Regions from separate parts of the Homo sapiens genome. Here region 1 is linked to region 2. A link is a loop called in an ENCODE intact Hi-C map of the cell type or tissue named here. Cell type or tissue: ovary. All regions are shown on one strand. Each heading gives the region's core, and the rest is flanking DNA. Links, peaks and the distances in the headings are about the cores only. Region 1 overlaps HERC3 (HECT and RLD domain containing E3 ubiquitin protein ligase 3). Region 2 overlaps PKD2 (polycystin 2, transient receptor potential cation channel).

Region 1 (9,096 bases), core at 447-8,446, 580 kb after region 2:
TTAAGCTCTGCTAAGATTATCTTGAATCTCTTACCAAGAATAGATGAGAAGGACTCAGGAAAGTGCCAGGTTGACATTGAGAGAAAGTTGTACTTCAAAAGTAGTCCTTCCTTTTGTTTTGTCATGGGGAAATAAGAGGCAGGAAATGCAGCCAAGCGGGGCTGGTGTAGGTGCTGAGGGAAGTGTAGTCCTATATTTTGCAGCGAATTTCATAATTGTGTATTTTGAAGGAAAATAAAAGATTCTGCTCTTCTAGGAGCAAGCAAGAGAGTGAATGAGGAAAAATGGGTGTAAGGACCTTGGAGATCAAAATGCCCAGCGATGCAGACCGTTGCTGAAACTAGACCTTTAAAGTCATGGACATCAGCAGCTACAAGATTTAGGGGTCCAACTGGAGTGTACTTTGAAGTGAAAGCTGTGCTAATGGCTGGCTTCTCTCCAATGTGTTGAACTTCTCTCCTGAAAGCTAGATGATTTTAGTTGCTTTTTTCTTTAGTTCCGGCAGAGCATTGTGATGACCTAGGCCGTATTTATAGTTAGGATTGATAGTTTATTTACAGATACACATCTTTTTTGTGGTTGCTATTTAATTCTCTTGGTGGGCAGTTTTTATTTGACCAATTGAAGATTCCATTACTGTAACTCAGTTGGAAGAATTTTTGAAGTTTTCTTGAACAATAGTCCTTTTTATTATCTTTTTTCATAAATTGTTTTTACTAGTCAGTCAGGGATGAGGCCATACTTCAGGCTGTTTACACAGGATTGTGCTTGGCCAAAGCACCCAGAACTCAGATGACTCTCAAGGACTGACTCGTGCCAGATAAACTACAAAAAAAGCTGATAGACCCAGGACGCCAAATTAATAATGAGAATTAGAAATCCTAATAAGACTGAGATGCTTTGGTTACCTGGTCACAGTATTCTATCCCTGTAGTAGAATCTGCCCTAGAAACCAAGTTATTTAAGGTTGCTTGCTAAGCAAGGCAATTGGTTGGGTGAATTTAGTGACAACTGTTATGGAATCTGATCCACCCATCCACTTTTAGGAAAGAATTACTTAGCGGGTCAGATAGCCAGGTTGACTGATCAGGGTCCCTGTTTTCTCTGGAGAGTGGTGCAGACACATTGGGAAGTCTGGCCTTTTGGTTATCTACTTTCTAAGCTCCTTACTATACAGCACAGCATAGTGTCTCTTTCTTTTCCTTTACTTCATCTTTTTTTTGTTAGTTTCACTTTCTTCATCTGTAAATTAGAGATAATGGCAGTACCTGTCTCATAGAAGATGAAATGAGCCAACATCTGTGAAGCACATAGAAAAGTACCAGACTCAGAGTAAGCTCAAATCAGGTCTTATCTGCTGTTATTATTAATAATGTCATTATTAATATTATCAGTCAGGAGTTTCTTTTTATTGCAAGTGAAAGAAACCTGATTCAAACAAGCATAAATAAATAAGCTTAAGTAAACAAAGAAGGGACTTGTTATACTCTGTATATAGTTAGGTTCTGTAAAGTCATGGTGAATACCATATTAGTGAATACAGAGCCATTGTTTCTGAGGAAATACAGGATTAGGTTCTTGTAGGCTGTGGTCAAGAGATTTTTATCAGCCAGCTGACGCATAACCTTTTTTTATGTGTGTTTCTGTCTAGACAGCCTATTTAATATATATTTCTTACTAATATACACAATATTTCTTGGTAATAAAACACTAGTTGAGAAGGGTTTAACATTTTCTTGACCCTGTGTAATGTGACAGTGTTTTTGGCTTTCAGCCTCACATCAGTGCTATCCACTGTGATTTTTATTTTTTATGGGTTGTCATCTCATGAATCCACAGATTTAATTGCTTTTCCATTGTATCTATAGCTTCATTATGTACTCTGGATATTACTTTAGCTCTCTCCAGGGGAGGCCTCACATACAGATCAGCAGATTTCCTGTTCCATATTTTGGATGTACCCGCTTGTTGATTCATTAACATTGAACTCACAGCCAACACTATAACTCATGCATGAAAGAAACTTACCTAATACACATTTTTTTCTCTGTAAGGCACATCACAACCTTCTTGCACCTAAGAACACTAGAAGGTAGGAGAGATAAGACAAATTTATGAAATACTAAAAACGAAAAAATCCATTAATGTGGATAATAGCAATTGAGCAAGTTGGGAAAAATAAATTATTTCTAGATTATGTGAGCTTGCTGGTCTATTAGTGTATCATTAGACCACCAACCACCACCACCACTACCCTGCCAGTTTTTCATTTTATTTCTACTTCCCTCTCCACAATATTTGTAGTTAATTCAAAGAATAACATTTAATCTTAATACTTTTTTAGTGTAGAGTCTAGACAAGGAATAAAAATCTTGGGAAGAAGCAGAACTTTCTGTGTAAGACAGCAAATTGAGATTCAGTTTTATATTTTATTTTGGGCCTTTTCATGCCTTTCCTGAAAGCCTCAAGAGTTCAAAGCATACCTCAGGATTACAATAAGGCAGTTTTAAAATTGGTATATACCAATTAAGGCCATTGAGTTAAATCCAAAGTACTGTAATTGTTGTCAAGAGAGGTTGAAAGTACGAGCTTCCTCTGTGTTGTAATCTTTAATTTGTAGCCATTTGGGCATGCTTTTATCTTGGGAGAAAAGAGTTTGTCATTTTAAAAGCTGACTTTGCATAGAAGAGCCAATTAGCTGTCTCCTTCATATGTTGACAGTTCTCTCCTGTAGATTGGCTGATATATTCAGCTTTGATGTGTTCGCCTAGTATTATAATTCAAAGTAAGTCTTCACCATTTCTGTTAGAATCCATCCTCTTTTCATTAGGATGAAATGAATGTACCAATGAAAAGATTAGGGAAGACACCTTTGAAGTCTGCAATCTTGTCTTGAAATCCTGATATTTTGACCTGTAGGACCTAGAACAGTGATTCTTAATATGGAGAGACTAGCATGTTTAAGAAGTATGATTAGAAAAGGATATTCAGGGGCCGGGCGCGGTGGCTTACGCCTGTAATCCCAGCACTTTGGGAGGCCGAGGCGGGCGGATCACGAGGTCAGGAGATCGAGACCATCCCGGCTAAAACGGTGAAACCCCGTCTCTACTAAAAATACAAAAAATTAGCCGGGCGTAGTGGCGGGCGCCTGTAGTCCCAGCTACTTGGGAGGCTGAGGCAGGAGAATGGCGTGAACCCGGGAGGCGGAGCTTGCAGTGAGCCGAGATCCCGCCACTGCACTCCAGCCTGGGCGACAGAGCGAGACTCCGTCTCAAAAAAAAAAAAAAAAAAGAAAAGGATATTCAGAATTATAATTAAAATGTATATTTGGAAACCGGCTGGGCTCCGTGGCTCACACCTGTGATCCAAGCACTTTGGGAGGCCAAGGCGGGCTAATTACTTGAGGTCAGGAGTTCAAGACCAGCCTGCCCAACATGGCGAAACCCTGTCTCTACTAAAATACCAAAAAAATAGTGGGGTGTGGTGGCACACGCCTGTAATCCCAGCTACTTGAGAGACTGAGGCAGGAGAATTACTTGAACCTGTGAGGCGTAGGTTGCAGTGAGCTGAGATTGCGCCACTGCACTCCAGCCTGGGAGACAGAGCGAGACTTGGTCTCCAAAAAAAAAAAAAAAAAAAAAAAAGTATGTTTGGAAACTGAAATGTAATCTGAATGTCCTTAAGACCAATCTTCTGCATTGCTTGTTTGTTTTTAAGATGGGTCTCGCTCTATTACCCAGGCTGGAGTGCAGCAGTGCGATCACAGCTCACTGAAACCTTGACCTCCTAGGCTCAAACGATCCTCTCACCCCAGCACCCCAAGTAGCTGGGACTACAGGTGTGTCCTACCACACTTGGCTGATTTTATTTTATTTTTTGTGGAGATAAGGTCTCACTGTGTTGCCCAGGCTGGTCTCAAACTCCTGGGCTTAAGCTGTCCTCTCACCTTGGCCTCCCAAAGTGTTAGGATCACAGGTGTGAGCCACTGTGCCTGGTCACTGTTTTCTTTCATATCCAGATAAAGTGATTCAAACCCAAGGCGATGCTGATTAGAGATTTAGCGTCTTTCTCAAATTTCTAAGAATTTCCGAAGGGAAGAAGAATGTTTAGGTTCTCTTATCATGCCTCATCCAAAACTCTTGCTCAGTTGTCAGTCTTCAGGAGGGGCTCTGAGGGCTTATTTTCAAGGTTCTTTTTATTCATGCTTGGCAAAATACAGTTATTGTAAGGGTGTTGTGTCTTAACTTTGATAGAAGGTTTGGGATTCTCAAAAGTAGTTACAGAACAGGCAACAAGTTCAAACTTGAGTGTTAGACACCACTGTTCTCAAAATTCATCTGCTGTTCTCTGCCACGGAGAATCTACTGTTTACTGGCCAGGTTCCAAACTTGCAGCCATATTACAGGCTTCAATCGCTTTCTCTTTTTTTTTTTTTTTTTTTTGAGGTGGAGTTTTGCTCTTGTTGCCCAGGCTGGAGTGCAGTGGCGCCATCTTGGCTCACTGCAACCTCTGCCTCCTGGGTTCAAGCGATTCTTGTGCCTCAGCCTCCCGAGTAGCTGGGATTATGGGCACCCGCCACCACGCCCCACTAATTTTTGTATTTTTAGTAGAGATGCGGTTTCACCATGTTGGTCAGGCTGGTCTCGAACTCCTTCCTCAGGTGATCCATCTGCCTCAGCCTCCCAAAGTGCTGGGATTACAGGTGTGAGCCACCATGCCCGGCCAATCGCTCTCTCTTAATTTGCTATCTTAAATAGGAGCATCTACTGTTTTATAAGGCATGCTTGGGATTTCCCCCGTCTCCTTTCGTCTCTAAATCTTGGACCTTTCTTTCAAAACCAGAGAGGTGCATGGGGTATTTTCCTTGACAGAAGATCCACCCACTTAAGATTTCCAACTTTATCAATAGTCAGAACTTTTGAAGTTATAATATTTCATTTCTGATCAAAGCATTAGATAAAGCTTCCCCTCTTATGTCTTTGTAAGCAAAAATAATATATTGAAATAATTGATACCTTTCCCATATTAAACTCTAGGGGTTGTTCCCTCCTCCTTTCTGTTGTAGAAAAAATACTTTTGTGCCTATTATGTTGGTAATAACAATTCTCACAATTAAACTCAAGAAAGCCTTGTTGGCTGATGTGGACCTGCAGAGGCAGTAGACATGTAGCAAGAGAAAGGAAATTTAAAGACAATTAAAAAATCTTTACTGAGATATAATTCACATACCATAAAATTTACTTTTTTTTTTTTTTGATACTGAATTTTGCTCTTATTGCCCAAGCTGGAGTGCAATGGCGTGACCTCAGCTCACTGCAACCTCTGCCTCCCGGATTCAAGCGATTCTCCTACCTCAGCCTCCCGAGTAGCTGGATTACAGGCATGCGCCACCGCGCCTGGCTGATTTTGTATTTTTAGTAGAGATGGGGTCTCCCCATGTTGGTCAGGCTGGTGTGGAACTCCCGACCTCAGGTGGTCCGCCCGCCTTGACCTCCCAAAGTGCTGGGATTACAGGCATGAGCCACTACGCCTGGCCTAAAATTTACCTATTTAAAGTATAAAATTTAGGGGTTTTTAGTATATTTACCATGTTTTAAAACCATCACCACAACCTAAATTTAGAACATTTTACCACTTTCCAAAAGGGCAGGTACAGTCACTCTCCATTCTCCTCTTTCCCTCCAGTCCTAGGCAGACACTAGTCTATTTTCTAGTCTATTTTCTATTGCCTGTTCTATACATTTCATGTAAACGGAATCATATAATTTGTGGACTTTTGTGACTGGATTCTTTTACTTAGCATAATATATTTACCGTTCATCCATATTGCAGCCAAATAATATCCCATTGTATAGATATACCATGTTTTATTTAACCATTCATCAGTTGATGGACATTTTGGTTATTTCCTTTCAATATGTATAATGCTGTTGTGAACATTCCTTTATAAGTTTTTGTGTGGACGTAGTCTTGCAGTTCTCTTGGGTTTATAACTAGTAGTGAAATTGCTGGATCACATGGTATCTCTATGTTTAGTCTTTTCAGGAACTGCCAGACATTTTTATAAGCCAATGTAGTATGGTTCTAATAGCCCCACATTATCACCAACACTTGTTGTTACCTGGCCATCATTGTGGTGTGAATTGGTAGCGAGAGATGAGATTTTTTTTTGTTTGTATGAAAGGGAAACATGAATTGTTAAAAGGTAATGAAACTTTAGGCTAGGGTCAGTAATCAGGCAAAAGTTGATTACCTGCTAAATAGAAGAGGTCTGTGTTATACTGTGGTCTCTGTTGAAGGAGATTAAAATCTGTTTGGGGAGTTAAGTTATAAAGATATAAAGAGAAAGCTACCAGTTAGGCAGTATAGTAGACATGTCAGAGGGATGCAGGCTGACTTGTCGCTGCAACAATCCCAGAGTCTCTCAAGTAGGAAGTGAGGCTTGACTCAAATCTGGAACCAAGGGTAAAAGGGAATGGCAGAGAAGATAACATTTTTTTTTTCTATTTCTCATCTTCACTTCAAGTGGTGAAATACTACTAACCAATCTAATATTAGGGTACCTAAAGGAGTTAATTGGTTCAAAATTTTTTAAAACATTAAATAAGCAGAAAATTCAAAGGAATGATGCATTGAGAAAGGATAAGGTGAAGTCTTGAGAGTAATTTCAAAACTGTTACTAACTTAATGGTTTGCCAAGATTGTTTCAGCCCATCTCCTGTACTCAGTATCCTTTAGCAGTGATCTGAAAACCATATTCTGTCTGTTTACTCATTCATTTAAACAAACACAATTTATTTAAACTTCTTTTTTAAACTCTGATTAAAATACAAAATAGCATCATTATAACATAACTGCTTTCAACAGTATTAATATGTTTTATTTTGAGTTGTAAGATATCTGAAGAATATTAAGGGGAGGGTTATTTTTAAAATTGGTTACATTCATTACTTGATTTTCTATGACCTATTTCTTTTTAATTAAAAAATAATTTTTTTAAACTCTCTCCTAGGCTACATGATTCCCTGAAAGATAAGAACAATGTTATGTTGGGGATATTGGTCTCTGGGCCAACCTGGTATCAGCACCAACCTGCAGGGAATTGTGGCTGAGCCCCAGGTGTGTGGGTTCATATCTGACAGAAGTGTCAAGGAAGTGGCCTGTGGGGGAAACCACTCTGTGTTCCTGCTGGAAGATGGGGAAGTTTACACATGTGGTTTGAACACCAAGGGGCAACTGGGCCATGAGAGGGAAGGAAACAAGCCAGGTAAGTGCACCTTATCTGTCTTGATTATTGGTGAGAATGGAAAGTTGGAGGACACAATGGCAGAGGGCCCAGATGGAGCTTTCTCCACCAAGTGTTCGGTTTTCAGGGAGGCTCTTTTGAACGGTGCAGGGATTCCTTCCTGTTTGGAACCCTTGTGTCTAATTCAAGCCTTTTGATGGAAAAGCAGACTTTTCTTTTCTTTTCTTTTTTTTTTTTTTTTGAGATATGGTCTCGCTCCGTCGCCCAGGCTTGAGTGCAGTGGTGAGATCTTGGCTCACTGCAACCTCCACCTCCCAGGTTCAGGCAATTTTCATGCCTCAGCCACCTGACTAGCTGGGATTACAGACATGCGCCACCACAAGACTTTTTATTTTTTATCTTCTTAGAGAACATATGTAATATCAGTTACCTGGGGAGGGGAGGTGACTAGTTAGTTCAGAGTTAGAATAAAATAGATTTTGCCCGTTGTATTAGTCGGTTTTCACACTGCTGATAAGACATACCCAAGACTGGGCAGTTTAGAAAAGAAAGAGGTTTATTGGGTTTACAGTTCCACGTGGCTGGGGAGGCCTCACAATCATGGCAGAAGGTGAAAGGCATGTTTCACATGGCGGCAGACAAGAGAAGAGAGCTTGTGCAGGGAGACTCCCATTTTTAAAACCATCAGATCTCTTAAGACTCATTCACTATTATGAGAACAGCACAGGAAAGACCTGCCCCCATAATTCATTTACCTCCCACTGGATCCCTCCCATAACATGTGGGAATTCAAGATGAGATTTGGGTGGGGACACAGCCAAATCATATCATCCAGTAATTTAATGCTGAGAAATATGACAGTTTTTTGAATAGGTAATCCTCACACAATCACTATCAGAAACTTTACTTCCTGATTACCTATATTCATTCCTTTGTTTCTGCAACATGCTCTTACATGTTTTGTGCTAAGCAATGCGATTGCTGTTATGAGTGGAGGGATGAATGAGATATGGTGATGATGTGGCTGCAGTGATCCTTATGGCAAATGCTGTCATGCAAGTCTGTGTTATGTAAGTTGAAGAGTACACCAGAGGTGTAGGGGAGGGGAGATTGGTTCTGCCTTTGGGTGTTGAGTAGCACTTTGGTGTGTGTGTGTGTGTGTGTGTGTATGCATGTGCACTTGGGTGTATGAATGAATGTGGCAGCATCACTAAGCTTATTGCACACCTGATACCCAGTGATGTGAATATAAAGGTGCAATACTTGTTCAAGGCATGTTGAATAGTGTGGTGAGACTGGGAAGAGAGGGTGATGGAAGAGGATAAGCTGGAAAGGTAGGGGGACTAATTCGTTTCCTTAAATTTCAGTGCTTTTAATTGATTTATAACAGGTGCTACACATATTTTAAGCTTGTTGATTTTATTTTTTTCCACCTATTTTTACATTTTTTTTTGAGACAGGATCTGGCTCTGTCGCCCAGGCTGGAGTGCAGTGGTGCCATCTTGAGTCACCGCAACCTCCGCCTCCCAGGCTGCAGATATCCTCTCAGTCTCAGTCTCCTGAGTAGCTACAACTACAGGCATGTGCCAATACACCTGCTAATTTTTTAATTTTTGTTTTAGTAGAGACGGAGTTTTGCCATGTTGTCCAGGCTGGTCTCAAACTCTTGAGCTCAAGCAATCTGCCTGCCTTGGCCTCCCAAAGTGCTGGCATTACAGGTGCGAACCACTGTTCCTGGCCCTATTTTTACTTTTAAAGAATCTAAGTTTGACTTTCAGTATATGTGTAGCATGGATTTATAAGGTCCTCTTAGTAGTGAGGATGTGTAAATGAATCTTCTTTTGGTGAGA
Region 2 (8,000 bases), core at 1-8,000:
TTGCGGGAGGTGAGTGTGAGCTGTCTAGAGAATATGCAGGTAGAACTACATGTTAACTGTAACATATACTTGTCTGCACCTCAGGAGATGGCTGATTAAGAATTCAGGATTCAGGCCAGGCACGGTGGCACACGCCTTTAATCCCAGCTGCTTAAGAGACTGGGGCGGGAGGATTGCTTGAGCCTGGGAATCCGAGATCAGCCTGGGCAACATAGCAAGACACTGTCTCTAAAAAAAAAAAAAAATTCAAGATTCTGGAGTCAATATTACTTAAGGTAGCAACTGTCTATTCTATAGAAAATGGACAAATATAGATAAAAAGCCACTTCCCTTTCTAAAAGTGTCCCTGCAATTCAAGTGAATACTAGGAAGGATTGTGTTCATTCTTCTAAACAAGACTCACATGTATCTTAGCACAAAAAGAGGATTCTTTTATGATACAAATGCACTGAGAATTTGGTCAGGCTATCACAATGAACTGATAGTTCAGATGGATTTGAGTCTTTATACCACTCTGGAATCTGGACCAACTGGGCCTCCTAAGGCCATTTTGCAGATCTGGGCTTGTTTCTGAAGCTACAGACAGGCCTCTTCCAAGCACTCTAAGTGCTCCACAAATAATATTTCTGTTTCCCAGAACAACCCCACAAAAAGGTACTCTTACTCCATTTTTAGATGAGGAAGTGGAGGCTCATGATGTCAGGTAAGCTTTCTCAGCTCCCAAGTGGTTAAGCCCTCAGTTTAATGTCATTTGACTCCAGAGCCCTATGTTGCACCATGCCTTGATAATAGGCCATATGGGTTTCATGTATTTCAGATGGGGAAGGTTAGTGTGAGGTGAAAGATACACAATTAACCTTTTAACCATGGAACTGAAATATTTACAGATGAAGTGATACAATAGCTGGAATTAATTCCAAAATAATTGGGGTGGTACTGGTCCATGGCCTGTTAGGAACTGGGCCGCAGAGCAGGAGGTGAGCAGCAGGCTAGTGAGCATTGCTACCCCCTATCATATCAGCAGTGGCATCAGATGGGTGAGGATGTAAATGAACTAGGATTGGCATTGAGTTGATATTGTTGGATCTAGGTGATAGATTTATCATTATAATATTCTCTCTTTGTGATATTTCTGATATTTTCTAAAATAAAAAGTTGTAGTTATTTATTTATTTAGACGGAGTTTCACTCTTTTGCCCAGGTTGGAGTGCAGTGGTGTGATCTCGGCTCACTGTAGCCTCCGCCTCCCGGGTTCAAGCGATTCTCCTGCCTCAGCCTCCCGAGTAGCTGGGACTACAGCCTCCCGAGTAGCTCACCACCACACCCAGCTAACTTTTGTATTTTTAGTAGAGAGGAGGTTTCACCATGTTAGATAGGCTGGTCTCAAACTCCTGACCTCAGGTGATCCACCCACCTCGGCCTCCCAGAGTGCTGGGATTACAGGCGTGAGCCAGTGTGCCCAGCCAATAAAAAGTTTTTGAAAGGATTTAGATAAAATAGTTGGGGAAATGGCATTTTTGTTCAAAGCCAATTATTTATGTTTGGAATATCTTTTGTGCTTGGAGTTCTCCATTACAGAGTTCCCCAGTGTTCCTATTAATAAGTAACATTGAGCAGAGGAATGCACTGTTTAGATCAGCAGTCCCCAACCTTTTTGGCACCAGGGACCGGCTTCATGGAAGACAATTTTTCCACAGACCTGGGGTAGGAAGTGTTTGGGGATGAAACTGTTCCACCTCAGATCATCAGGCATTAGTGAGATTCTCATAAGGAGCAGGCAATCTAGATTCTTCACATGCGCAGTTCACAATAGGGTTCTCACTCCTGTGAGAATCTAATGCCACCCCTGATCTGACAGGAGGCGGAGCTCGGGCGGTAATGCTCACTTGCCTGCGGCTCACCTCCTGCTGTGGGGCCCGGTTCCTAACAGGCCATGGACCAGTACCCGTCTGCAGCCTGGGGACTGGGGACCCTGCTTTAGATGATGTACTCTGGCTTTGCATTCTGGCATTAGCTAAGCACCCTCTTAAAGGAAATTGGGTCTATACTCTCAGTCCGTGTTCTCCCTAACACCTGGAAACATTGAATACCTTCAATGCTGGGAAGTTAACTCCCACCACAACTAGAACAGCTATGGGAAAGACAACAGTTGATTTTGAAGAGTGTCACCAATTTGCACATGATTCCATCCTTAACCATTCTTATCCTATCAGCTCTGCCAAACATGGAGAATAGTTGGCTGCAGGACAGCTATTTTTCCTACTTGTAGATGCAACTATTTCTCACCCACCAGGATGTAAAAGGTCCCTGTACCCTAAGATTGGTCCTACATACACACCCAATGGGAAAATGAGATGAAAAATTTAAAGCAGTAAATATTTGAGGAAGTAGATAGAGTAATTTAGAAAAAGAAAATACACAGGGCCAAGCACAGTGGCTCACATCTGTAATCCCAGCACTTTGAGAGGCCAAGGTGAGAGGATTGCTTGAGCTCAGGAGTTTGAGGCCAGCCTAGGCAATGTAGTGAGACCCCACCTCTACAAAAAATTAAAAACTTAGTTGGGCTTGGTAGTATGTACCTGTAGTTTAAGAAACTTGGGAGGCTGAGCTGAGGCAGGAGGATTGTTTGAGCCCGGGTGGTCAAGGCTGCAGTGGGCCATGATTGTGCCAGAGTACTCCAGCCTGGGTGATAGAGTGAGACTCTGTCTCAAACAAAAAAAAAAACAGAGACAGAAAAAAAGAAAGAAAATATATGGATGTATATCATATAAAAATATAAATAAGGGAGGCCAAGTGCAGTGGCATGCCTGTAATCCCAGCACTTTGGGAGGCTGAAGCAGGAGGATCACTTGAGGCCGAGAATTCGAGACCAGCCTGGGCAACGTATTGAGACCTCATCTCTGCAAAAAATCAAAAAATGAGGCGGAAGGATGGCTTGAGCCCAGGAGATCAAGCCTTCAGTGAGCTGTGATCGTACCACTACACTCCAGGCTGGGTAACAGAGAGAGACCCTGCCTCAAGATAAATAAATTCATACATACATACATACATACGTACATACATACATACATAAGAAGACTTGTTTCTTTCCATTTGCAATGTTTCATTCAAAGGCTAGAATTAAATTGCCGTAGGCCATCACAAGTTTAGCTTGAATATTATTATTTTTTCAAGATGGAGTCTCACTCTGTCACCCAGGCTGGAGTGCAGTGGTGTGATTTTGGCTCACTGCAACCTCTGTCTCCCGGGTTCAACCGATTCTTCTGCCTCAGCCTCCCATGTAGCTGGGATTACAGGCGCCCGCCACCACACCTGGCTAAGTTTTGTATTTTTAGTAGAGACAGGGTTTCACCATGTTGGCCAGACTGGTCTTGAACTCCTGACCTCAAGTGATCTACCCGCCTCACCCTCCCAAAGTGCTGGGATTATAGGCTTGAGCCACTGCACCCAGCCTAGCTTGAAGAAAATTTGATAGGAGTTTGTTTTTTTCTATTTATAGGCCAAGCAATACCACGTATAAATATTAAGAATCATGGCTGTTCCTTAGTGCCTAGTTGTTTATAAACCATGGGAAAGAATGAAATCATTGACCAAATGAGACAGGGTAACAGTCTTCCCTGGGAGTAAAGAGACTAGCAGTCTCTATTGACATATATTTTAGGCCTGGCCTCCAAAATAAATTTACCCAAAGAAGTGATGTATTTGTGTCCAGGGCTACCGAGCCTAATCTTTGGCTGCCTCTGTGTTATTCTAAGTTGTAATTTTCCATGTCATCTAAATTTGTAATAATTCTTTAATATGATAGTGTTTCAGTGAACAAACATTCTGCTTGCTGCATTTCTTCTGAGTGAGTAATTCCCTGACAACTACCAGATCTTGGCAGAAGCAAAGTTGGTCATAAGTTATGCTCCACTCTCAGTGCTGGTGAAACGTATGATGCGTAACACAGTGTTTTTGAATTCAGTGCTGATTTTCCTAAAGGACATTTGGAAGGAAAAAAGAAAAGGAAAGGAAATACCCAAATTCAGGAATAGAACTTACATATTATTATAAGACTTAAAAAATACATGAACACTAATGATGAACTCATTTCTTCGAAGTAAAAGGCCTTATGCTATTTTTTCCCATTTCCCTATGTGGCTTGATTGTGGCGAAAGTGGCTGTGTGAGTTTCCATTATTGAAGGAGTTAAGGTCTGTGGAATCAAAGCATGAGACAACATGCAAGGACCAGGTTGGTTTCCATTTAACAGCCAACCTAATCTAACTGAAAGGATTGAGAGGTTTGTCTTTTTTGGAAAGTGTTAAGGTTCTTCCAAGTAACCAGCAATGTGACTTTACCACACTGTTCATTAACGGGGCTTTGGATGGCCACCATGTCTGCTGCTGGCTGAGTCCAAAACTGCGGTCACTCTCTCCAGCAAGCTCATGGAGGGTTACGTCATCTTCACTCAGCCAGCCCAACGCTTTTTCCATCTGCTAAAATGTAGAACATGGTTGTTGATTCTACTCTTTCTACAAAGAAAGAGAGGGAACATGGATGAGTTGCTGCTTTTAAAGATTATATGTTAATTGCTGTTTTAAAAATCTGCTCAGCTAAGCACGCTTAGTGTAATCAGTCACCATGGAGTTTTTTAATAGGACAGCTTCTGCTCTTACAGAGCAGAGTTTTTATGCCAGTAGGTTAGAAGCATAACATGTTTCTATATTGAAGTGATTCTCCAACAAGGACTTCTTTTCATCAGGGGTGACCTAAAAGTTATTACTTGAAATATAATTACATCATGTTCTTAACTGGGTTTAGTAGTAGGATAATTACAAGGTTGTATCCACCTCAAATAGGAAGAACTGATAAGTTTTGCACAATTATTTAACTCCTCTGTTAGGCCTTCCTTATTTCCTGTTCTCTTTTTAAAATTTGACTAAGATATTGCTAATGGGCTTGGGAGCCTATAAAATGATCAGAATTGTTGCCTTATGTTTTGCATGTTTGGGGTAACATTGGAGCCAGATGTACTCTTAAATAAAAGGTAGGCCTACAAAACCAGTTTCTCAGTTGCATTCAAAATGTGATTAAAAAAAAAAAAAGGAGAATCTCCCTTATAGGTGAACTTTTTAATTTGTGCTTTATTTTCCCTTTTGCCATTCATGAGATTTCTTAAATAAAATGATATCTTTTCTTTTCTTCATTATTATTTTAAAGGTCTCTGGGGAACAAGACTCATGGAGGAAAGCAGCACTAACCGAGAGAAATACCTTAAAAGTGTTTTACGGGAACTGGTCACATACCTCCTTTTTCTCATAGTCTTGTGCATCTGTAAGTAGAATATTTCCTTGCACTAATGGGAAAGTTTTGAAAAGATTTGACCTATCCAAATCATAATTAAAAGGAAGTGTGTATGCACCAGAGGGGCAACTGGGAAGTTACCTTCTTACCTTTGTTTTTAATTCTAATATTTTTATTTGGGCATTTGTTTATTGACTATCTTCCTATGGTAGAATGCAAGCTTTATAAGAGAAGGGACGTGATTTGTTCTCTGCTGTACCCCCATTTCCCAAAACTGCAGATGGCAACAGAAGGCTCTGAAAAATATATAAGAAAGAATTTTTCTAATTGTGACTAAATTGTGACCAAATGCTAAGTGACTGTGGACTTGCGTTTAACACAGGACGGGAGAGGCAAAGAGTTCAATTCCAATTTAGAATTTGGTCAAGTTCTCTTCTGCACTCTGGTAAACATTAATTAAAAATCAGCATTATCTGACCAGCCAGTTCATCGTCAGTGGTGGTGATTTTCACTATGAGATACGCGTGGCAACTTGCCAGACACCAAGAAACCAAGTTAGAGGATTTTTGTATTAGATTCCTTAACAATGAATACAGTATCACCATTATTACAGTATCATCATTATTGTCATACTATTATTATATCAGTTAACATAAAGTCTGCATAAGAATTGTTTCCAGAAAAATGACTTTCCAAATTTAACTTTCAGGAAATACAAATAATGCTACTAATATTGCTTTTATTGGCGTATACATGTAATATCCCCTTCTTTTGGATTTGGATATGTTGTGTCATTGCCTCATTTTAATTCATTATTTCTTCTCAATCTTTAATAATTGCTGGACTTTTACTCCACAAGAAACTTGCTATAGGCCCATCTCTTTCGTCTTCTTTCCTTCTTTCAGTTCGTCTTCCCATCCTCTGGTAGGGGGAGGGGAGGGATGCCTGAGCGAGAGACTAGCTGTAGGAACCATTTGTCTCAAAGTCCAGAAAGCCACAGGTGATGGATTTGTCCTCTGAATCAAAGGGCGTTCGATGATGGATTTCTGTCATGTCTCATCTAAAGTCTTCACGAGAACAGATGAGGAAGCAGTTTTATGACCCCAGAGCCTCCTACCAAACTCCTCTGAGAAAAGGTTTCCTTTTTTTTTTTTTTTTTTAAATTAGAGACAGAGTCTTGATCTGTTTCACAGGCCGGAGTGCAGTGGCACAATCATAGCTCACTGCAGCCTCGAGCTCCTAGGCTTCAGTGATCCTCCCACCTCAGTCACCCACGTAGCTGGGACTACAGCTGCACACCACCATGCCCAGCTAACTTTTAAAACATTTTTGTAGAGGTGGGGTCTCACTTTGCTGCCTATACTGGTCTCCAGCTCCTAGCTTCAAGTGATCCTCCTGCCTTGGAAGTTCTGGGATTATAGGCATGAGCCACTGCACCCAGCCTGGATGTGATATTTTTATGTTTTAAATTGTTAGAGTTTAGAAACTTGAGATTGAGTTTGCTGCCTGCATTAAAATGATGCTTAAACATTAAACTGCAGTGGCCTTAAATATTAACAAGTTGATTAGAATTACTAAGTTCTTTTCAAGCTTTACATATACAGACAAATTTCTTATGCAAAATAGAAGGTAACCCCTGTACGTAAGTCTAGAATTTCAGCAGTCCCCAAAACTGACTGAGCATTAGAATCACTCTGATTTTAAAATACATATGTGGTTTTCCGAGATCTACTAACAGAGCCTCCATAATGTAGCCTAGAGAAACGAGTTTTCAGATGTAGTGATAAATTTGGAAGGTAAGTCAGAGAAGTAAGCTGAAGACAGAGTTTTAGGAAATATGCCTAAAGTCACATAATGAATTGGTTTTCTTGTTTATTTGAGAATATTGTCGCTTTTTGTTCTTTTTCATGCAAATCACATTTTATTTCTTATGTGAGTAGCTATATATTTAAAAATTTTGTTTTTGGAATATTGTAGAATCTCTACTTAAGAAAGTATCTTAGCAGTCATATGGTCTGACCTCACTGAATGCTAAATTCTCTTTAAAACATCCGTCTCAGATGGTTACTCATACTGCCTCTGATTGAACAAGAGTCCCAGGTTAAGGGACTTACTTCTTTGAAATCGTTCATTTCATTTTTCTACAGCTATGTTAGAAAGTTCGTCCTTAGCAGTGAAGCCAGAGTCTATCTCTTATAACTTCTACCCAGTTGCACCCTCCAAGCCTACCTATACCAAGTATCTTTTTTCCACGTTGCTTTTCCAATTCAGCTCTTCGCAAGTTTGGAGACAAATACCTAATCTCCTCTAAGCCTTCTCCAGGTTAAGCCTTTCCAGTTCATCCAGCTGTTGATTATGTGATTGGAGACACAAGTTTGAGTAACTCCCATGATGGAAAGTCCCTCTGGTGAATGTTCTGTTCATCAGAGTCCCTAAGAAAGCACATGAGCCTCACCATGGTGAGTGGGGCCATGAGATTCCTAAACCAGACACTACACTGTGGCTTGTGCAACCTACCATGGCCAGACTCATGAGGCTGTTTCATCATATAAATAATTCCTTAGTCTCTTCACCAAAAACTGTGAAGCACTGTGTCCCCCAGCTGTATGTGAGCTAGCCTGGGACCATAGTGGAGGACTCCTCTTTCAACCCTGTTAAATTTCATCTTGTTAGGATCTGCCCATTTTTCCATTCTGTTGAAATTATCTTGGAACT

What was found. A loop is a pair of places that touch in the nucleus more often than their neighbours do. Peaks named below come from ENCODE experiments on the same cell type or tissue, not always from the same donor. Only the 100,000 strongest peaks of a DNase experiment are listed, where the experiment ranks them.
Region 1: a loop joins it to region 2, with 9 times the contacts of the local background. A loop is called at or near these places in 3 of 110 quality-filtered maps.

The regions. Positions count from the first base shown.
Region 1 is chr4:88,598,783-88,607,878 of GRCh38, forward strand. It overlaps HERC3 (HECT and RLD domain containing E3 ubiquitin protein ligase 3), which reads left to right. Exons shown (of 26, transcript NM_014606.3): 3 at 7,013-7,267. The coding sequence starts at 7,042. Among named protein-coding and RNA genes, the nearest start is that of HERC3, 11 kb to the left of the region's middle. RefSeq lists an enhancer at 2,329-3,019. In ovary, for the core only: no CTCF peak of the experiment used is centred there; no DNase peak of the experiment used is centred there.
Region 2 is chr4:88,014,257-88,022,256 of GRCh38, forward strand. PKD2 (polycystin 2, transient receptor potential cation channel) reads left to right here. Exons shown (of 15, transcript NM_000297.4): 2 at 5,202-5,315. Among named protein-coding and RNA genes, the nearest start is that of PKD2, 11 kb to the left of the region's middle. In ovary, for the core only: no CTCF peak of the experiment used is centred there; DNase peaks (open chromatin) are centred at 4,420 and 7,812; H3K27ac peaks cover 1,685 bases.